2 separate regions of the Homo sapiens genome follow, and region 1 is linked to region 2. A link is an interaction called in ENCODE POLR2A ChIA-PET data of the cell type or tissue named here. Cell type or tissue: PC-9. All regions are shown on one strand. Each heading gives the region's core, and the rest is flanking DNA. Links, peaks and the distances in the headings are about the cores only.

The links. Peaks named below come from ENCODE experiments on the same cell type or tissue, not always from the same donor. Only the 100,000 strongest peaks of a DNase experiment are listed, where the experiment ranks them.
Region 1: POLR2A ChIA-PET joins it to region 2 with 11 read pairs; 2 of 35 experiments call an interaction of 5 or more read pairs at or near these places.

The regions. Positions count from the first base shown.
Region 1 is chr1:160,986,408-160,992,413 of GRCh38, forward strand. No RefSeq gene overlaps it. Among named protein-coding and RNA genes, the nearest start is that of F11R, 32 kb to the right of the region's middle. RefSeq lists a silencer at 992-1,286 and an enhancer at 4,734-5,572. In PC-9, for the core only: CTCF peaks have their summits at 4,029 (motif pointing left) and 4,231; DNase peaks (open chromatin) are centred at 3,644 and 4,054; H3K4me3 peaks cover 399 bases; H3K27ac peaks cover 688 bases.
Region 2 is chr1:160,851,745-160,857,546 of GRCh38, forward strand. The region is part of intron 1 of CD244 (CD244 molecule); the gene reads right to left. Among named protein-coding and RNA genes, the nearest start is that of CD244, 8.2 kb to the right of the region's middle. RefSeq lists an enhancer at 3,644-3,693. In PC-9, for the core only: no CTCF peak of the experiment used is centred there; no DNase peak of the experiment used is centred there.

The DNA.
Region 1 (6,006 bases), core at 519-5,518, 130 kb after region 2:
TCTCGGCCTCCCAAAGTGCTGGAATTGCAGGGTGAGCCACCACGCCTGGCTGGGATCATCTTTTTTTCTACAGAGAGAAAATCAATTGTATCTCTACCAGGCAAACAATTTGCATTTGTATTAATATGAACAGGGATCATTTGTATCACTGTCAGGCTTCTACATATTTAACTTTTCTTTCTAGAGTTGCAAAACAGTACAAGACAAGGAAGGATACTGACCTGTAGAGAATCAGAAAACCCCCAGAAGCATCCTGTCCTCTAGTCTAGACAAATCCTAGTAATCCACTGGAAGGATGCCTGTATTTGTCCATTTCAGAAACTGTCACAATTTTTCCTTAACTAACAGCAGGAATTTTGATAGCCAAAAGTCATATTGTTTATTATCACTGTGGGAGCCAAGGCCTTTGGCTCCCTGAAGTTTGCTGAAAATCACTGACGCAAGGCAGATTAATAGGAAAAAAGGCATACAAACTTATTTAATATGTATACATAGAAGCCTTCAGAATGAAGACCCAACCTCCCAGTGAGGTGCAAAAGCTTATACGCCATCATGAGGTTACAGAAAGAATGAGTTTGGATCCTGCGGGAGAAAAGGAATTCTGTTGATGGGCAATAAATGATTACTAAAGAGAATGATTTGATCAGGAAACAAATTAACTTGTAAATAGTTTTCTTTGGAATTTAGATGACCATGAGAAGCAGGCATTAACTCATGAAAAGGTCTGTTCAGGTGTGGTTACATTTTTGGTCTTACAGGAGGAAAAGAAACCTACTGTTCTCCTTGGAGGGTCTGGATCTTAGGCAAATAAAGGAACTTCAGCTTTTTGGGAGAGACCGTGTGGAGCGGGGAAGGTCAGAGAGATCTTCAGGTTGCTTCTTCGGTTCAGTACTATATTTGGGGGTATCGATTTATAAACCCCAACATTACCTAATGTATTGTTCCCGATGAGCCTCCCTCCAATCCCTTTTCCCCTGTATCCCAATGGCCGGAAACTTGTGGAAATTCTTCCCAAGGCCTCTAAAAGCAGCACTTGCTTTTGCCTGGTTGCTAATGCAAGTTGTGAATTGCGCACGTGAATCACTATCACTGTCCATCCACCACTCTCTTGCTCTAAGGCATTGAAACGGCACTGCAGAGAGACGCCAGGTAACAAAGACTCTCCTTAACCAAGCTCTAGCATGGCTTCTAGCAACTTAAGGCCTTGTCCCTAGGAGGACCTCAGCCCCCCGCTTAAAATGCCTGCCTGAAAAAGCTCATCGCTGTCAGAAAAATTTACTGTGCATCCCAGCCCAAACCTAGCAATAGACACAGGCCCCTGAACTTCATCTTAGTGCAATTACTTAGAAAGAAAGCTTGCAATTAAAACATCTTTCTCTGCCTCTTTGAGATGTAAATCTTCTACCCAGAGCTATTTTCACTGGGACCTGAGAGTTTCTTTGAAATGCAAACATTTGAGGAAATAAATCTTGCTCCAGCTCCCAACCAGGTGGGTGCCTTGCTCTAACTTGCACTACTAGCTCCTGTCGTAAAAATAGGTGCTTATTTCTCTTCTGGACAAGAGCCAATTCACAAATCCAGATTGTCTAGTCACATGGAGCAATTCTCCTTAATATCTTCATGCCTATCCCTTAGCACATCCCAGCCTTCAAAAGGCCTCCTGCATTTTTTTTTTTTTTAAGGAAGTTAAGTTCAGTTCACCTTGGGCCCTCTTCCCTACTGCAATAGTTACTACTTAAAAAAACCTATCCTAGGCCGGGTGCAGTGGCTCACGCCTGTAATCCCAACACTTTGGGAGGCCGAGGTGGGCAGATCACCTGGGGTCAAAAGTTCAAAACCAGCCTGACCAACATGGAGAAACGCTGTCTCCACTAAAAATACAAAAAAATTAGCCGGGCGTGGTGGTGCATGCCTGTAATCCCAGCTATTCAGGAGGCTGAGGCAGGAGAATCGCTTGAACCCCGGACACGGAGGTTGCGGTGAGCCAAGATCGCGCCATTACCCTCCAGCCTGGGCGACAAGAGTGAAACTCCATCTCAAATAAATAAATAAATACCTATCCTTACTTCTTGTCTAAACTATTGTCTGGCTTTGTTTAGCTTTGACACAGGCTTTATAAGCCCACAAGTAACTTTAAGGCAAAGCCTTATAAATTCATCCAAGGCACTGACATTGAAGAATGTCTAACATTTCTGTGATATGCTTCAATCTCACTTCCAGCCTGTTCCAAACCTTCTTTTTAGTTTTCTACTTCCAGAGACTTTTTCCTTTGGTTAATCACCTTGTAATTCTTAGGTCTGATTCTCGAGCTAGCACATTTCAGCCCCTACAAATAAATGCCTTCTCCCAAAATGTGCAGCTCTTTTGCCATGCTACATTCTATTTGTCTTTCTAGTACTATTTTAATAAGTATCATAGCTCAAGCATGATCAACCCTCAGCTTCTTTATATGGTTATAGGAGTCTCTGACAAGCCTGAGGACAAGCATGTTCTGCATATTTTTTCTTGTCAACTTTTTTTAATGTGCAAAACATTAACATGGATCCAGAAGTCAAAACTAGACAAAATGGTAAATAAACTCAGAGAAGTAATACTCCATCATGTATCTATTTTTATTTTTATTTTTTTGAGACAGAGTCTCGCTCTGTCGCCCAGGCTAGAGTGCAGTGGCGCGATCTGGGCTCACTGCAAGCTCCGCCTCTGGGGTTCACACCATTCTCCTGCCTCAGCCTCCCAAGTCGCTGGGACTACAGGTGCCCACCACCACGCCCGGCCAATTTTTTGTATTTTCAGTAGAGACTGGGTTTCACCGTGTTAGCCAGGATGGTCTCGATCTCCTGACCTCGTGATCCGCCCGCCTCAGTCTCCCAAAGTCCTGGGATTACAGGTGTGAGCCACCGCGCCCGGCCGATCATGTATCTATTTCATCTAGACCTTATCTACCTCTTGAAATAACCAATTTAGTTTATTTTCCTTCCTGTGTTTGTTTCTGCAAAAATAAGCAAATATAGTATGCTTTCTTATTTCCCCTCCTTTCGTATCAAAAAGGTGGCCTTTTTTTTTTTAATTTTCTCATAGAGACAGGGTCTCACTTTGTTGCCCAGGCTAGTCTCAAACTCTTGGCCCCAAGCAATCCTTCCACCTCAGCCTTCCAAAGTGCTTGGATTATAGGTGTGAGCCACCATGCCCAGCCATTTGTCTTTTATTTTCCTTTTTTTTTTTTTTTTTTTTTTTGAGACGGAGACTTGCTCTGTTGCCCAGGCTGGAGTGCAGTGGCGTGATCTCGGCTCACTGAAACCTCCGCCTCCTGGGTTCACGCGATTGTCCTGCCTCAGCCTCCTCAGTAGCTGGGATTACAGGCGCGTGCCACCACGCCCAGCTAATTTTTGTATTTTTGGTAGAAACGGGGTTTTACCATGTTGGTCAGGCTGGTCTTGAACTCCTAACCTCGTGATCCACCTGCCTCGGCCTCCCAAAGTGCTGAGATTACAGGCGTGAGCCGCCGCACCAGGCGCCATTGTTTTTTTTAAATTGGGCAGCTTCCAGAACCTGCCCAGGCTCAGATAGACTCCCTATCAAGCTTTTGAATTTTTGCCAATCAGATAGGTAAGGTTAACTATTTTTATCCCCTCTTACTTATCTCCAGCGAACCAGGCCTGTTACGTAGCATCACTGTTTAGAAGTTCCATGTCAGACTGGGCGTGGTGGCTCACGCCTGTAATCCTAGCACTTTGGAAGGCCGACGCGGGCGGATCACTTGAGGTCAGGAGTTCAAAACCAGCCTGGCCAACATGGTGAAACCCCGTCTCTACTAAAACTACAAAAAAATTTAGCCAGGTGTGGTGGCGGGCGCGTGTAATTCCAGCTACTCGAGAGGCTGAGGCAGAAGAATTGTTTGAACTCGGGAGGTGGAGGTTGCAGTGAGCCGAGATCGCGCCACAGCACTCCAGCCTGGGCGACAAGGGCGAGACTCCGTGTCAAAAAAAAAAAAAAAAAAAAGTTCCATGCCAGGAGAGTCTGGCTCCACCTAGTGGTAGCATATCTAGTTGCAGAAAAAGTACCTTTTCTTCGTAGCTGTGCCTTTGTACTTACTTTTACTTACCTACTAAATTTCCTGCTCCTTCCTCCCTAAATGGAAAAAAAACCTGCATTCTAATCCCTTTCCTATGGGTTGCAGCATGTGCCACACTCTTTGAGGGAGGCTTCCATGTGGTCCTTATTGGGCACTTCAACATCTTAAATCATGAGTTGGGCTCAAAGGTAGGAGGAGTGGTACTGAACTCTAGGGTCCACTTTCTCAACATACCAGAGACAAGGAAATGAGGCTGGTTTGTTGGTTTGTTTGTTTGCTTGCTTGCTTGTTTGTTTTTTGGCCCTTCAACCTGCTCTACTGTCCACACACTAAGAACAAAGTGTTGGTGGTGGCAACTTTGAAAAATTCAGGGCCGGCCTGAATGACTCATGCCTGTAATCCCAGCACTTTAGGAGGCCAAGGCAGGTGGATCACTTGAGGCCAGGAGTTCGAGACCAGCCTGGCCAACATGGTGAAACCCTGTGCTAAAAATACAAAAATTAGCTGGGCAGTAGTAGCACGTGCCTGTAATCCCAGCTACTCGGGAGGCTGAGGCAAGAGAATCGCTTGAGCCTGGGAGGCAGAGGTTGTGGTGAGCCGAGGTCTGGCCACTGCACTCCAGTCTGGGCAAGAGAGTGAGACCCTGTCTCAAAAAAAAAAAAAAAAAAGTTGTTCTAAAATGGGTATGGGTATCCCCACCAGTTACATGGCATCTCCCAACACTTCTCATTGGTTTCTCATTCACCCCTTTTTCTTCATTCCTCATTCTTTTGTGGCTGCTCCTAACCACTCTGCCTTCTGCATTCCTTTCTCCCTGGGGATGTTACAGACCACGACCAAAGTAATCTGCATTTTATAAGTCTGCGTTGAAAAACAAATGACGCGGCGGGTGTGGTGGCACACACCTGTAATCCCAGCACTTTGGGAAGCCGAGGCGGGTGGATCACGAGGTCAGGAGATCGAGACTATCCTGGCTAACACGGTGAAACCCCGTCTCTACTAAAAATACAAAAAATCAGCCGGGCATGGTGGCGGGCGCCTGTGGTCCCAGCTACTCGGGAGGCTGAGGCAGGAGAATGGCGTGAACCCAGAAGGCGGAGCTTGCAGTGAGCCCAGTTCGCACCACTGCACTCCAGCCTGGGTGACAGAGTGAGACTTTGTCTCAAAAAAAAAAAAAAAAGAAAGAAAGAAAAACAAATGAGGCTAGCTACTTTTTTTTTTTTTTTTTTTTGAGACGGAGTCAACACAGATTTTCAGGCTGGGCACAGTGGCTCACGCCTGTAATCCCAGCACTTTGGGAGGCTGAGGCGGGTGGATCACCTAAGGTCAGGAGTTCAAGACCAGCCTGACCACATGGAGAAACCCCATCTCTACTAAAAATACAAAACATTAGCCTGGCGTGGTGGCGGGCACCTGTAGTCCCAGCTACTCGGGAGGCTGAGGCAGGAGAATGGCGTGAATCCAGGAGGCGGAGCTTGCAGTGAGTCGAGATTCTGTCACTGCACTCCAGCCTGGGCGAGAGCCAGACTCCATTAAAAAAAAAAAAAAAAGATTTTCAATCTTGGTTAATTGCCAATTACCAACCCATCACCTGTTTTTGCACAGCCTCATATATAAACATCGTTTTTACTTTTTTTTTTTTTTGAACTGGAGTCTCACTCTGTCTCCCAGTGGCGCAATCTCAGTTCACTGCAACCTCCGCCTCTCAGGTTCAAGTGACTCTCCTATCTCAGCCTCCCAAGTAGCTAGGATTACAGTCACCTGTCACCACACCTGGCTAATTTTTTGTATTTTTAGTAGAGACAGGGAGACAGGGTTTCACCATGTTGGCCAGGCTGGTCTTGAACTCCTGACCTCAGGTGATTCACCTGCCTTGGCCTCCCAGAGTGCTAGGATTACAAGCATGAGCCACCACGCCCAGCTGTTTTTACATT
Region 2 (5,802 bases), core at 601-5,600:
GTTGCCAAGGCTTGTCTTGAACTCCTGGGCTCAAGTGATCCACCCGCCTTGGCCTCCCAAAGCGCTGAGATTACAGGCATGAGCCACTGCACCCAGACAACAAATGTTTCTTTAACAGGACACACACACACAAAAATAAATCACTAACCATAAAAGAATATTGATAAATTGGACTTCACTAAAACTTAGAACTTCTGTTTGGTGAAAGACAACATTGAGAGAGTGAAAAAGCAAGCCAAAGACTGGGAGAAAATGTTTGCAATACATACATTTGAAAAAGGGCTCATATCCAGAGTATATAAAGAATTCCATCAATAATAGACTGATGACAATAATAGACTGGAAATCAATAATACACTGATGACAATAATGACAAAAAAAGCAACAGACTTGGGCAGGCACTTTAGGAAAGAGAATATCCAATAGCCAATAGGCATGCATAAGGGTGCCCAACAACATTAGTTATCAGAGAATAATGAGATTTCACATTCCCACCAAAATAGCTAACATTTAAAGGTCTGAAGGCTGGGCGAAGCGGCTCAAGCCTGTAATCCCAGCACTTTGGGAGGCCGAGGCGGGTGGATCGCTTGAGGCCAGGAGTTCGAGGCCAGCCTGGCCAACATGGTGAAACCCCATCTCTACTAAAAATGCAAAAATTAGCAGAGCACGGTGGTGGCGCCTGTAATACCAGCTTCTTGGGAGTCTGAGGCAGGAGAATTGCTTGAACCCAGGAGGCAGAGGTTGCAGTGAGCCAAGATCACGCCACTGTACTCCAGCCTGGGTGACAGACTGAGACTTGGTCTCGAAAATAAATGTAAATAAATAAATGTGAAAATTCCAAGGGTTGACAGAGATGGGAGCAACTGAGATTCTCATTTATTGCTAGTGAGAGTGTAAATTGGTACCAGCACTTTGGAAAACTATTTTACGGTATCTTCTAAAACTAAACTTACATATACCCTTTGATCCAGAAGAATTTGTACACAAGAAAATCTGGGCCAGGCATGGTGGCTCATGCCTGTAATCCCAGCACTTTGGGAGGTCGAGGCAGGCGGATCACCTGAGGTCAGGAGTTTGAGACCAGCCTGGCCAACATGGTGAAACCCCATCTCAAAAAAAAGAAAAAAAATTAGCTGGGCGTGGCAGTGCACACCTGTAATCCCAGCTACTTGGAAGACTGAAGCAGGAGAATCACTTAAATCTGAGAGGCGGAGGTTGCAGTGAGCCAAGATCATGCCATTGCACTCCAGCCTGGGCAACAAGAGTGAAACTCCGTCTCAAAAAAAAAGAAAATCTGGTGTTTATATCCACTAAAAATATGTACAAGAGTGTTAATAATGGCTTTAGTCATAATAACTCAAAATGAGAAAAAACCCAAATGTCTATCACGATTAGATGAGCAAATAAATCGTGTTATAGTCTTATAAGGAATATTACACAGCAATGAAAAAGAAAAGCTACTTTTCCTGGCAATAATGTGGATGGATCTCACCACAATGATGAGTATTAATGAAGCTAGACTCCAAAAAGTACATAGTGAATTATTTCACTGATATAAAGTTTAAAATCTGGAAAAACTAATATATGGTGAGAGAGGTTAGAATGTGATTACCCTTGCAGGAGGGGGGTTATCAACTTGAAGGGCCAAAAAGGAATGACTGGGTGCTAGAAATGTGTTACATCTTGATGTGGGTAGTTTTGATATGTACTTACACATATAAAAGTTCATCAAGCTGTTGATTTAAATTTTGTGCACACAGCTGTGAGTTGTATCTTGGTAAAAAAGCAGAAAAAGAGTAATGACTACCTCTCACTCAACTGTTCTGACTATTAACTAAGATGTACTTTGATAAAAGCAAAATATGACTTGCCCATTGTGGAAACATTACCATAGCAAGTGAATTTGTAGATTTCCTCACTCATCTCAGCTAAACCCAACTCTTAGCTAAATATCAGAAAAGCCTGGGAGGCAGGGGTTGCAGTGAGCCATGACTGCACCACTGCACCCCAGCCTGGGTGACAGAGCAAGACCCTGCCTAAAAAAAAAAAAAAAAAAAAAAAAAAGTGAAAAAGGAAGATAGACCTAAAACAGCCAACTGAAATGCAATATGGAATGTGCTATGGAGGTGTGCCCAGGGTGTGAGGCAAGCATAAGGAAAGCATGTTTTCCTCTGCCCTGCAGAGTTAGGAGTGGCTGCCCAGAGGCGGTGGGTGGGAGCTGCCATTGAAAGAAAAAGCCAAGGCCTGCCTGGTGTATGCAGAAAGGAACAGGGAAGGTGGGTATTATGGACCCAGCAGTAGCATGGTTAAGGGAACACAAAACACACGTGTGGCTTATGGGTCTGGTAAAGATGGAGCAGGTTTGGAGAATGGGGTGATGGAACATGAGTTTAATTTTCAGGTGTTTAGTGGTGGTTTCACTTTATTTTTATCTTTTATAAAATTGTGAGAGGTAGCACAAGTATTAAAAGGTACTTAAATATAAATATACGGTGTAATGAAAAATAACGTAAACTCCCATATAATCCACCAGTAGATCAGAATGTAGAGCGCTATGTAGAAGAAGGTTGTTCTCTGCTATTATAAAACTGAATAGGAATCACACAGGAAAATGGTTAAGTTATTGTCTAGACTTCTTTGTTTGTTTGTTTGTTTTAAGACAGAGTCTCGCTCTGTCACCCAGACTGGTGTGCAGTGGCATGATCTCGGCTCACTGCAATCTCTGCCTCCCAGGTTCAAGTGATTCTCCTGTCTCAGCCTCATGAGTAACTGGGACTACAGGTGCCTGCCACCACCCCCAGCTATTCTTTTTTTTTTTTTTGTATTTTTAGTAGAGACAGGGTTTCGCCATATTGGCCAGGCTGGTCTTGAACTCCTGACCTCAAGTAATCCACCCGTCTCAGCCTCCCAAAGTTCTGGCGTGAGCCACCACTCCCAGCCATAGACTTCTAAATACTTAAAGAATGAAATGTGTGATCTACAGTCCTCATGCTATACTGCCTTTGGGGTCTTTTTAAAAATTAGGCCGTTATATTTTATTTTTATGTAATATTATATTAGTTTATACATTTAAGACTGGTTTGTCTGCAAATAAAAAGGAGCTAGAGAGAACACCAGGTGTTGTTTTGATTTTTCAACTGGAAGGAAACTGTACTAAAGGTAGGAAGCCCACAGAAAAGGAGCAGCTGAAGAAAGATGAGGGATGTCTTCACAGACAGCAGGTCCCAGGTGACTTCTGAAAGAAGCTCTGGTGCCCTGAGCACACAGGGGAGTATTGGTCAAGGACAGGGCAAGAACACTCTTGCCCTCAGCAGAGGCAAATGTGGCCATTTACAGGAGTAGATGAAGTACATTGACACTGGAGACTTGTTGGCAAGGTTGGTGGAATCCCTAACTTGTGCTTCTGTTTTCTTAAAGAAGGAGGTTGTTGGTTTGTGGAGGCTGAGATAGTGGAACAGGGCCTTGAAAGAGATGACGAAGGTGTGGAATTCTCCCACCTTTTGGGGAACAGGAGAAGCTGTGGGCCAGAAATGAGGATTCCCAGGACACTGAGAGTCCAGCTGGGGTTGGAGATTACGAATCTGTAGCTGCTCTTTGTTGCTGAATTTTCTCCTGCAGCCCCCAACAGTCCAGTGTGGGAAGGAGGAAGATGGTTGGAATGAGTTTCCATGGACGGCCTGGAAGGGGTGGGTGCCAGGGCAGGGGTGCAAAGCAGATACGGTGAAAAGGCAAGTAGACAAGTCACTATGTCCAGGGTATTGTGACTGATACAGAAAGACCTCAGTTTCTGTCCCAGAGGGGTACACACACCAGATAGGGGAGATGAAATGCTACTACGAAAACATAACTTCAACACAAGTTCTCACACATTTAGTGAGGCATAGAGGAGGACCCAACAAGTGAAAATTGTTTAGAGGAAAGAGGCCACAGTCCAGGAAGGCCCCCGGGCCCCTGCCACTGCTGTTGCTACTGCTCAGCAGCTTTGGGGGCCACCTTCCTGTGGTTAAGAACGGATGAGGTGAACTAGTAACTCTGAAAGGGAGGGCAGAGGGCAGATGATTAACTCCACTGCAGCCTCAGGAAGAACAGAGGATGGTCAAGGAGACAAGTACAGAGGATGGTGAAGGAGACAATCTGATCCAGCAGTGAGTCCCGCTCAGCCCTGAGCCCATGTGCAGAGCTCTGAGTCAGCTCAGCTTCCTCCAACCTGGACCTGCCAGTCGGAGGAAGGTGTGGGGCCTGAGCACCTGGGAGAAGGAGCACGGGAGGGTCTCAGAGCAAGTGGAATTTCCACCAGCCAACAAATAGATGTTAAGGTTTTCTCAGCTAGGGCTTGTGCTACCAGGCTTGGGGTGAAGGCATCAAAAGATGTACCTGCTGGGGACTAAGTGAACAGAGTCCAGTGAGATTCCAAAAGTACTGGGGCAATCCAGCTCTAGTCAGGGCAAAATCATAAGATAGATAAAGTATCCTATAGGGCCCACATCCCATTTCTTTCTTCCTCTCTATTTAGCTTCATACTGACCATATTAACTCTCTTCCTCAGGCAATGCAACTCCCTTACCTCTGTCAAAACTCACCTAGCCCAAGTCCCACTCTTTGCATCAGTTAACCAAATCATCTCATATGTGATATTGTTTCTCCATGATAACAAGTGCATCTCCCTTTCCTGTTTCCCATCCAAACCCCATGCAACCCTGGCTTTTCTGAGCTGTTTCCTCTGCTTCAATTGTCCTTCTACTTTGTACCTACCTCCTAAACTCTTATTTATTCTTCAAGGCCAGTTCCCCAGTGTTCCTACCTAGAAGGAATCTTCATCTTCTTAGCTCCTTTTTTATTCTAAATGTATCTTGCCTGTTAATGACACATAGCATTTCCATCTTCCCTTATAGTTGTAATTATACATACCCATTTTCCTCTGTCTGAAAGATTCTTAAGGGTAGAATAGACATCTGTTTCATCTTTGTTTCCCCCACAAAACCTTGCATAGTTCTTGGAGCATAATAAGGGCTGGGGAAAGAGTTTATGAATAAGACCTCAAAAGCACAGGCAACAGAAGCAAAATAAACAAATGGTATTACAGCAAACTAAAAAAAAATCATGTACAGTAAAGGAAACAATTCACAGAGTGAAAAGGCAACCAATAGAATAGGAAAAAAAATTGCAAACTATGAATCCTACAGGCAACTAATATGCAGAATAGACAAGAAATTCAAACGTCACAACAGCAAAATGAACAACCCAAGCAAGGGCTTCATGAATCCGTTTAAATTAATTAATTCAACAATGCATCTCACATAACTCCTAAAAATGACTCTATTGTCAGAATTTCATGCAGGATACCAGAGAAATCACAGAGCTGTAATTCCCTTGCCTTTGGCCTCTTGCCAAGCTCCACATTTCCACAATTTAATTTTCCATCTGCAGACCTTCAGAACCAAAAGCCAGTGGCCCCAAAGCAGCATGGAACTCTCATGCACTATTTGGTTCAACCACTTTGGAAAACAGTTTGACAGCATCTGCTAGAGTTACGTACACATACTCCATGGTTCTGCCCCTAGAGATATACCCAACAGACATGCATGCACAAAAGGCTCATCACAGCATTATTATAATAGCAAAAACAAAATTGAAAGCAACCCAAAGGTTCATCAATAATAGAAAAGGTGAATAAACTATGATATAGTCATGCGATAAAATACTATACAGCCATGAAAATGATCTGCTACAAATAATAACATACATAAATCTCATAAGATGTTGAGCAAAAGTAGTCAGACACAAGAGTGCATACCGTTTGAT